Regions from separate parts of the Homo sapiens genome. Here region 1 is linked to region 2. A link is a contact called in ENCODE Hi-C or POLR2A ChIA-PET data. All regions are on one chromosome and are shown on one strand. Each heading gives the region's core, a stretch centred on a gene start or an enhancer-like site at or near the end of the contact. The rest is flanking DNA. Distances are from core to core; before and after follow the strand shown. Region 1 overlaps TGFBR3 (transforming growth factor beta receptor 3). Region 2 has its middle 120 kb from the start of CDC7.

What was found. Hi-C counts contacts between places; a loop is a spot of excess contacts on that map. ChIA-PET counts read pairs that join two places held with the same protein, here RNA polymerase II (POLR2A). Pooled maps may share reads with other maps.
Region 1: a map of CD4-positive, alpha-beta T cell shows a loop between it and region 2 (5-fold over the local background). The contact joins two enhancer-like sites. A Hi-C loop is called at or near these places in 4 of 168 maps with a recorded cell type or tissue (CD4-positive, alpha-beta T cell, HepG2, PC-3 and 1 more) and 1 of 50 pooled maps. POLR2A ChIA-PET finds 5 or more read pairs at or near these places in 4 of 52 experiments (MCF 10A, Panc1 and WTC11).

The regions. Positions count from the first base shown.
Region 1 is chr1:91,687,139-91,692,384 of GRCh38, reverse strand. The region is part of intron 16 of TGFBR3 (transforming growth factor beta receptor 3); the gene reads left to right. Among named protein-coding and RNA genes, the nearest start is that of CDC7, 190 kb to the right of the region's middle. Within about 2 kb of position 2,649, at least 3 of the 41 ENCODE cell types and tissues checked have a DNase peak (open chromatin) inside an H3K27ac peak, as active enhancers do.
Region 2 is chr1:91,621,392-91,626,486 of GRCh38, reverse strand. No RefSeq gene overlaps it. Among named protein-coding and RNA genes, the nearest start is that of CDC7, 120 kb to the right of the region's middle. Within about 2 kb of position 3,323, at least 5 of the 41 ENCODE cell types and tissues checked have a DNase peak (open chromatin) inside an H3K27ac peak, as active enhancers do.

The DNA.
Region 1 (5,246 bases), core at 1,400-3,899, 67 kb before region 2:
ACCCCTACTGTCCTTACCTTCTTTTCTCACTCCCCAGAGCATTATTTTTGGCGCTTAGCTCATCCTTTTGGATGTTAATCCATACTTCTAAATAACCTGAGTATATTGCTGCTTTTTGACTTTGCAGGTTTACACCTTTGCTCTAGACCTCCTGTTATGGAAAATGTCCCCTTCCCCCACCATCCTCTTAATAGAAATATACTGACATTTTGGTTAGAGCAGCATTTACTGTTTACATTATTATGACTACCTAAATGCTAATCACAGTTAACTCATGTAGTATAATATCCTGCATGACTTTTAATTTTCCCTAGAATTAATTATTATCTTTCCCCACCCTACCCCATTAGCTTAATTTTCTTTTCTTTTTTTTCTTTTTTTTGTTTTGAGACGGAGTCTCGCTCTGTCACCCGGGCTGGAGTGCAATGGCGCAATCTTGGCTCACTGCAAGCTCCGCCTCTCAGGTTCCTGCCATTCTCCTTCCTCAGTCATCAGCTTAATTTTCTATGTATTTATCATTAATTCTTCTGCTGACCCTGCCAGCTGTCTCAATCTCCTTTTAATACATTGAGACATATGGAATGTTCTACTGATTCCTTTTCTTCAGCTCTTTCCTGGAGCCTCTGACCTGCTCCTGTCTGAACCGGTTCCCTCCATTTCTGGACACTGCTGTCTTCCTATGATCTTCTTCGCTACCATTCTGTGCATTCCCTTCACTTCTCTTTTGAGTTGTGGATGTCCTGTGTCATGTATCTCCTGCCTTTCTTCTTCCTGGTTTAAAGCGTACAGAGGACGCAAATGTTTTTCACACCTTGCATGTCTGAAAATATCCTCATTTAACAGAAACACCTGGTAGACAGTTTGGCAAGGTACAGAATGTTAGATTATAGACACTTTTTCCTTCGGACTTTTGAAAGCCCTCCTCATTGTCTTCTAGCTCTGAGGATTGCTGTTGAGAAGTTCAGAGCTGTGCAGATTCCTGATCCCTTTTGTATATAACCTGTTTTTTCTTTCTGGAAGAAATTTTACAATGATATCTCTTGAGTTAGGTGTATGTTTATACATTATGCTGGTCACTAATTGGGCCCTTTCAGTTTAGAAACTCATATCTTTCAGTACTGAGATTTTTAAGAATGATTTATTTTTTTCTCACCCCCTTTTTTCTGTTTTCTCTCATTTTAGAAATCATTTTATTTGAAAGTTGAACCTCTTGTCCTTTAATTTTCCTTTCTTTCCTGTTTTCCATGTGTCTGCTTTCTTTATTTTCTGGGAGATTGTCTCATCTTTATCTTTCAGTTTTTTACTGAGTTTTTAATACTGGCTTCAAATTTTTTAATTCCAATAACTTTTTTAATTCTAATAACTTTTTTCCTGTGAATTTCTTTTCTTTTAAAAAAAGTTCTATTCTTGTTTCATGGGTGCAGTATCATCTGAGAATATTAATATAGGATTATTTAAGAATGAGGAAAAAAAAAGAATGAGGAAATTCTAAGCTGTGGGTGGGATGTATTGATTGTGAACTTCTTTAAGATGATCTGACTGGGCCATTTTATTGATGAATCCCTGATACCTCATCATTGGATCTTTCCTCTTTAGCTCTTCAGGCTTCCATAAAATATGTTTTTTTGCCTCCTGCTTGAAAGGTATAGGACTGGCTGTTGAAAGACCATTATAATGGGCACTGATAAAAATAAACTGACATGGCAACAAATTATATTTGGCAAATAGACACCGGAAAGCAAATATCCAGACTTCCCGGCCAGGGTATAATCCTGGCGCTTTTCCCGAATGCAAATAGTGAAGCGCATGGCAAATTCTGCAGGAGACAAATTTGTTACAAAGTAGGACTGGAACCCTACTTTCTTGATTCAGAGTTTCACTGTTGCTAGATGAGGCAAGGCCATCTGGCTTTATCTCCTTTTAGGCTGAGCAAAAGAAGCCCAGGTGAGCCAAAATACGTATTAATATATGTTTGCCGAATCCCCCCCTTTTGAATGTGGTACTCTTGCCCTCAAATGTGCCTGGTGTTGATCATTTCTGGAACCTTCAGTTTCCTCCTCTTAAGAGAGTAAAATTCCCGTCTTCTTCCTGGATTAGGAAGGGCAGATCTCAGCCCAGTGGAGCGAGGGAGGAAATGTAGAGAACTATTCTGCTTCTCATATAGTTCAGCCAACCCCTCTTGCTTATAGCCATATGTTCAAGGGAGGTTTCCAGAGGTGCCTGATGCCACCATTCCCTGAGTTTTTTAAGGGTTCGGCGACATAAATTGCTTGTTTCTCAGTTTTTCCCACTGTTGGCTTAGGTTTCGGCTCTCTTGAGTCTGCCAAGTCAGTTGCTACTCACCCATTTCCTCACCAGCTTCCAATATATTTTATTGCTGTTATCTTTACTTTTGTTATCTTTGTTTTCATGTGTTTATGCCTTTAAAAGTCCATTTACTGTCATTCTGGTAAGATTTGGGAAAGGAATGCAAGTCAATGCCTTTAAATGCACTATCTCTATGCAAAGTCGTACCCTTGCTTTTTTTTTTTTTTTTTTTTTTTTAATCAGTTTCTTAAAGGGAGTCCTTGGAAAATTACTAGTCTGCATCAGCATTTCCTTTTTACGTAGCGAGAAAACTGAGCCCAGAGAACTGATGTGACAAGCTCAAAGTTACCCAGGCACAGCGGCCAGGACTGAAGGCTTGCTTTCTTGATTCAGAGTTCACTCTTTTCTTCCTGTTCTGTTATTACAAATTCAAAGGTCACGTAGCCATAATCTTTTTATCCTCCTTCTGCTTATCAGATAATAAACATTAATTAACATGTGTTTCGGTTTTTCTTTTTGCCTCTGTTTAGTGTCAGCTAAATTTTTTTGGTTTGTTCACTCATGTATTCGTTCTTTCACTCAACTTATTCAATGGATTTTTTAAGCTATTGTTAAATGCCAACGCTATTCTAGGCACTGGTAAAATAGCCATGAGCAACAGAAAGTCCTTGCTGTCGTGGAGTTCCCATATATTCAGAGGAAGAGAATAACCAAACAGACTGATTATAAGCAGATTGGCTCAGGCAGAAACCCAGCTACAGGCACACATGCCAACCTTTAGGAAAGCAATGACCTGATGAACTGTGTCAGAAAAATGGAGAACTGACAAGGGAAGTCTCACTGGAGAAAGAAGAAGTGTTTCTAATCTGAAGAATTAAGTTTTCTATTAACCTTTTATGGAAACTGAGGGGAGGGTGAGAAGAAGGGGGAAGGGTATGAATGGCCAGATGCTCCGGGAGGTGCTTTGTTTTTTGAGAGAAAAAGACACACCAATAGACACCAGGAAAGCCGAAGGCATTCATCTTAACCTCTGTGTTTAATGGTTTTATAAAATAATGATATGGGCATTTGAGTGAAAAGAGAGTGGAGCCTGCCTTCTTTACAGTCACATTGGGGTTTCCGTCTGTTCCAGCTGCATCTGTCTGATCCCTGGGACTTGGTCTCTTGCCTCCTACCTTATCACACCTTAGTCTGTCTGCTTGCTGTTTCTCTTTTCATCGGGCTACACTTGGGAACCTGGAGAAACCTCAGGCCTCTGAACACATTGGCACCTCCCGAGCTACTTCTAATGAAAACCTCTTACCTGACTTGGGTGGACTTTTGGGTATGCGCTTGACTTTTGCTTTAAGAACACATGGTGTGTTCCATGGAGGGTTGTTGAAAACTGCCTGATGAGTTGGGACGGGCACACCTAATTCAAAACTTCAGCATTTTATTATGCTCTGTGAAACAGTGTTCCTTACACGCTTAGATTTTTTTTCTGCTTACACATCAGAGCAGCCTTAAAGTTGAAAAAGCTTTTATTACGCATTTCTTGTTTTAAGTACGCTCACCCTAATAACCCTGTGAAGTAGTGATTATCTCTGTGTTGACTAAAGGGAAACACAACTAATATACCTACTAAGGTAGCAAGTCTAGCCATTGAACAAACCAGAGCTTCAAGTCCAGTTTCTGACTCAGGGTTGTAGCGATAGCTGTGGAGGACAGCCTTCCTCCTCCACCTGATTTCTCTTTCCCTCTTGCTTTTCTTCTTCTTCTTAGTTATTATCAGATTTTGCATCCTATTCAGGGGCCACAAAGGCAGGGAAGATACCACAGAAAACCAAAGTCCATATACAAACAGGTTGGCCACACTGCAGGAATATAGAAAGAAAGTAGTAGGCAGGACATTGTGAAAAACTTTAATTCTTGATATAGTCTTTTCCCCGTGACTTCTAACAACATCTAACTCACCCCTCCTGGAGAATTTTGCTGCAAAAGAAGAGTCTTTTGTGTGGAGGCTGGGGAGGAATGAAATTTGAAAATGATAAAAAGTGATTGAAGACTTCTCTAAATTAAAGGTAGTATCGTTCACTCTGCTTAAAGAGTGAGCTTGTGAATTAATTACAGTTAGGAGATCAAGAAACTGAGACATTAATTGATAGAAAATCGCATCCAACACGTAGATCTAGAAGAAAATATCTTTATTTTCTTTCTAGCATCAAGGAATATTAAATCTAAAGTGTCCCCAGGTATATGGTTTTCAATCCTGTGCTTAAATATCTCCTGAGAAGGAGATTCCATAAATTCCCTCTATAACTAACCAATCCTCATAATCAGCAAGTTCTTTTCTATCTGATCTAAATCCCTAGTCCTGCCATTTAAACTCATTTCCTCATGTTCTGCCCTCCAGGGAGATAAAGAACAGCTGTCTGCTCCTATTTGTAATAATCCTCATGGAGAGTATTTGCAATAGTCTCCTTTGGCCTAAATACCAAGCTTGCCCTCACCTTTCTTTTTAACTCTTCTCTTGTTTCCCCACAGAGTCCTCCCATGCTATTCACATCTTTCTTGAATAGTTTCTTCCCCAGGACCTGCCATGGTGAAAGACTTAGAAATAAGAATACAGTTGTAATATAGACGCCAAAGAGGTAGCAGGAAGTCAGATCTGGGCAACTCCATGCCATGCTAAAGAAATAAAACATTCTCCATTAAGAAATGTTTTTTGTTTGTTTGTTTTTGCTTCTTTTTTTCTTCTTCCCCCTGGTAGAGACAGGGTCTCTCTCTGTTGCCCAGGTTGGAGTGCAGAGGCTCTTCACAGGTGAGATCATAGCTCACTGCAGTCTCTAACTCCTGGCCTCAGGAGATCCTCCCCCTTCAGCCTCCTAAGCTGGCACTGTAAGTGACTGCACCTGGCTTTGTTTTTCTATTTCTTGAGGCATCTCTGGCAGTATCTAGGC
Region 2 (5,095 bases), core at 2,074-4,573:
ATTAAATGTTTAGCTAGGGGATTAATAAGCCATTAATGGGCTAGAATGTTTAGGAGAATGGTAACATAGGTCTAAGGATTGTTACTGACTTGGGGATATTCTAGTGCGTTCAGACTTTAGTTGAAGTTGAATGTATTTCCCATTTTTCTTATAATTGCACAAATTAACATTTTTTTAATATAAGAAAATTAGGTCCTAAATGCAACATGCCATGCTAAGCCCTATCATAATACTAAAAATCAAAGGTCATTCTTCCCACTGAGTTTAAGGGAAAAAAAAGTAAAAAACAAAACAAAACAATACAAAACCAAATGTGAGTCCCACGAAAGCAGGGACTTTGGTTATCTTATTTTGTAGTTGTGTCCCAAGCATAGTGCTGTAAACCATGAGGACCCCCAATGGTGAATAAGTGAATGATTAATAGTAGCTGCCTGTCACTAGGTTTCACTGTAAATAATAATAATGAAAACCCCCTTTTTGTTGAAGAGATATCACAGCTCAAAGGCAAAAAACCCTCTCCCTGCAACTTTCAAAGTGCAGCTATAAAATTCCCCTGAAGAAGCGGTCCCCTGAGTGATAAAGCGTCCCAACTCGAAGTTTCAAAACTCAGCCTGTCGGGCATATCAGAATCTTGAAACAATCACGTTTAAAAACACTGTTGTTGTAAGGATTTTATTTGATTTAAATGTTGTTTCTCTTGGAAAAGTCTTGTTTTTCTAAGCAAGTTAGATGGTTGAACTGGGCATACTGGGAAAAGAGAAAAAGATGTTTTAAAAAAGGAGAATATGGTTACTTTTTTGTAGGAGTCTCTATGGAGTTTCTGATACCTTACATTTAACTTCACCAATAAATGCTTTTTTATCCAAGAATAGATTGAAATGCAATTTTATGTCAAGAATTTTCCTAAGACTAGCTAATCATAACCTTTCTTATGGGGTTATGAGGAGTTAATGCTCTAACGTATGTAAAGTACCTGAATACACAAGACAGTCATTCACTGCAGCAAGTTTATTACTTTTGTAGACAACTTCTGTCCTTATTTAACATTTTGATATTTTCTTCACTGTGGATTTTCTAAAAGTAATTTTGATTCATTAAAGGATTGCATTAAAATGTTATTTATCTTGATTACTGAACGTTTTGGCTCCCCCTAAATTTTGTGCCTGAAGCAAGTCCCCCCTTTGCCTCACCTTAGCCCCAGCCCTGGTGGATAACTCAGTGATCTGGGGATGATTTAACAAGGTTGTGCAGTGTGTACCAGGCCTATTCCTCCTTATACTGAAAACTGTTGGCTTTGTGGAGAAGCAGTGTCATCACAGTTATTTGGTGATAATGAACACAGTTCCGCCTAGCCACTCTTGATTGAACTGGGTTGATCACCTGATCCAAAGACATCCAGTCCATGGACTGCCCAGTGATCATTTGTATGCCTGGGCTTACAATGGTGAGGCAGGCTAATCAGATTCCTTTCTGATTGAAAGGGTCTAATGACTTTAAATACGGAAATTGAATAGAAGTATTTACAAGTGAAATGAAACGATTTCTGGGATTTGCTTTAAAATAAAAAAAAAAAAAGAGAGAGGTAAACAGAAGTTTATTTTTATTTAAAAAAACCTTTTATTTTAGATTCAGGGGTACATGTGCAGGTTTGTTATATGGGTAAACTTGTGTCATGGGCATTTGTTTGTTGCACAGATTATTTAGTCACCCAGGTACTAAACCTAGTACTCAATAGTTATTTTTTCCTGCTCCTCTCCCTCCTCCCACCCTTCATTCTTAGGTAGGCCCCAGTGTGTGTTGTTCGAGTTGTCCATGTGTTCTCATCATTTAGCTCCCACTTATAAGTGAAAACACACAGTACTTGGTTTTCTTTTCCTGCATTAGTTTGCTAAGGATAATGGCCTCCAGCTCTGTCCGTGTTCCTGCAAACGATATGATCTTTTTCTTTTTTATGGCTGCATGATATTCCATGATGTATATATACCACATTTTCTTTATCCAGCCCACATTGGTGGGCATTTAGGTTGATTCCACATCTTGGCCATTGTGAATAGTGCTGCAACGAACATGCACACATGCATGTGTCTTTATGATAGAATGACTTATATTCCTTTGGGTATATATCCAGTAATGGGATTGCTGGGTTGAATGGCAGTTCTGTTTTTAGCTGTATGAGGAATACCACACTGCTTTCCACAATAGTTGGACTAATTTACACGCCTAACAGTGTATATAAGTCTTCCCTTTTCTCCACAACCTTGCCAGCATCTGTTATTTTTTGACTTTTTACTAATAGCCATTCTGATTGGTGTGAGATGGTATCTCATTGCGGTTTTGATTTGCATTTCTCTAATGGTCAGTGATATTGAGCTTTTCTTCATATGCTTTTTGGCCTTATGTATGTCTTCTTCTGTTCATGTCCTTTGCCAACTTTTTAGTGTTTTTTTTTTCTTGTAAATTTGCACAGGCTTTTTATAGATGCTGGATATTAGACCTTTGTCAGATGCATAGTTTGACAGAAGTTTAGAAGAAAAGTATTAGTAATTGGAAGTTGGGTGATGGGTATGTGGGGCTTTAGTATTCTACTGTAGTGTGTATGTGTTGTGTGTTAAATTCTATAATTGAAACATTTATTTTTAAATTGCAGCTTTTCTAAAACTAGACCAATGAACACTGAAGGCAAAAGCCAAATCTCTATATCAAGAGTTGCCATTAGGCTGGGGCCTGAGTGGCCCTCACAAGCCACAGGCATTCCAAAGTTAGAGGAATTTGAAAGAATGGGTAAGCAGAGAAAGCTGGTCAGTTAGGGAGGAGAATGGAGCGGTCATTGCCAGAGATAGGTAGATGCCTAGAGAGAGTGGTCTCTGCTAGTTGCAGATTTCCCCTGGTGCCCAGCCATACTATGGTACCTGTCCTTGAATTCTTATGCCATTTCTGATCCCCCTTTGCCTCATGTTTATCTTTAAAAATTGATTCCCTTTTTCTTTAGTTAATTTGAGTCAAGCCTCTGTTCCTCTACATCAAAATAGCCATCTTCAAAACAAAGGATTATTTGTATCTGTTACAGTTGGGATCTGCCCAGGTAGAGGGGTCCTACCAATCTTGGAATCAAATGATGATCAGTGTCTTGTGGAGGATAAGGAGAGAGAGACTTGTAAGGAGCCAGAATGTCAAGTGATCAAAGTCAATTCAATCTGCCCTCCAGGTACAAATGTACCAGGAGAGAGTTAAGAGCACTTTTCCTGAGAGATCTTGACAGTGAACAGGCAGAACTAATAGGCAGTTTGCCATGGTAGTTTCCTGGGACCACATTGATCTAAGAAGTACACATGGTCACTGAACTGTCAAGTTGAACTACACGCCCTGTGTGCTAGGCCAATCTTCTCGCCTGAGGGGTCTTACATTTTGAATGCTATGAATGCAAGGTAATCTCCCATTTGGATAAGGATGAAAGGCTTAGAGGATGTCCCCTTTGCCCTTCAATTGACCACAAAGAATAAAGGGTTTCTAGGCAGGATGAAAGAAGTAATCCAGGAAAGAAGCCAGGAAAATGATTCCAAAGGGGAGTATCAAGAAACTAGTTATTGGAGGGAATTAGCTCAGAGGCGAAATAGGCAGAACTTGGTGCCCATTGTAGGACAGTCTCTGTAGAAGAAGTCTGGATCATGTGAACGCATCAAGGGTGCCAGAGGGAGGGGTGCCAACTCTGCAGCCTTGGCGTGGGAGATCTTGCTAGAAATAGAAGTTGTAAATCTAATTCAGGGAAATCTGAATTGGGAAAGAAAATATACTTGCCCTGAAGAGCTGAGAGGAGGGGGAATGGTCCACTTTGCTCTTTTAGGAAAATGAGGTGGTGCCATGTACTTCCTGGGTCAAGGAAGGTCATGCACTCATAAAACAAAGAAAAGACAGACAAAAGTGAATACAGTGTTTGTAAGTTTAAAGAAGAAAATAATAATCACCATGCCCCAACGTGCAAAATCACCAGAAACAATTTAGTGAATTTTTTTTTTAGTTTTTTTCCTATGCGTTTACATAGTTGAGATAATATATGCTGATTTTTAAGTGCCATTTATATTCATAGGTCAAATAATTTAGGAAGAGGCACTTAATGATATGTATTGTCAGTCCCTAAGTGATTTATTATCTTTCATCATTAAAAAAAATTTCAGTGAGTTAGGTCATTTAACATGAGACTTAAAGATGCACAAAAGCCATTTCTCAAGTTCTTTAGCAATGAAAAAGTTCATTTATGTTATTCTACGCAATACTCCTTTTGTGGAGAGGGAGAGAAAAGAACAGTTGTTCAGTAATTTTCTTGGCACAGGATCTTCACTATGTAATAAGCTTAGCCATTGTTAGAAAAATCTGGACAAGAACAGCACCAGTTATTGTTATAAGTGACCATCAAATCAGGCAAGAGATTCCATATGAACTGTGGGTTAAAGGATATGGCTCAAGAAATGTTTCTTGGCACTGAAAGAGAGGTGGAAACAGTAGACTCTACTGCTTAGACTCTAGCGAGTGGAGGAATAGCTAAGTTAACACTGCAGCACTGTGTCACTTAGGATGCTTTTGGCTGTAAATGACAGAAAATTTGGACTCATTTGTATTAAATAATAAATACATCTAGTGTCACACTGCAGATCCAGGTTTGGTTAATTTAGCTAATCAACAATTTCAGCAATGACCCAGGTTCTTTTCATCTTCTGGCTTTGCCATCCTAGATATATTGGGGGGGTCCTCAAGCCAGCTCCCTTCATGGCTGTGAGATGATTGCAGCAGTTCCTGGACATGGCAGTGCAAGAGAAGATGAGCCTGTCTCCTGCTAGGTGTCTCTAGTTAAGAGTGAGAAAAATTTTCCCCCAAGTCTCCCCTACAGGCTTTCCTCATGTCTTATTGGCTGGGGTTATGTCACATGTGCATACCTAAACCAATCACAGACCGGGAGGTAGACCGGTCACAGTCCACTTGGTGTCTGGGTATGAGGCTACCTTCCTTTGATGCCCATGGTTATGTAAGGCGATGGAGATGAACAAAGTTGGGGTTGTGGTGGAAAGGAGGAAGGAGGGAAACATGTTAGCAAGCAACAATG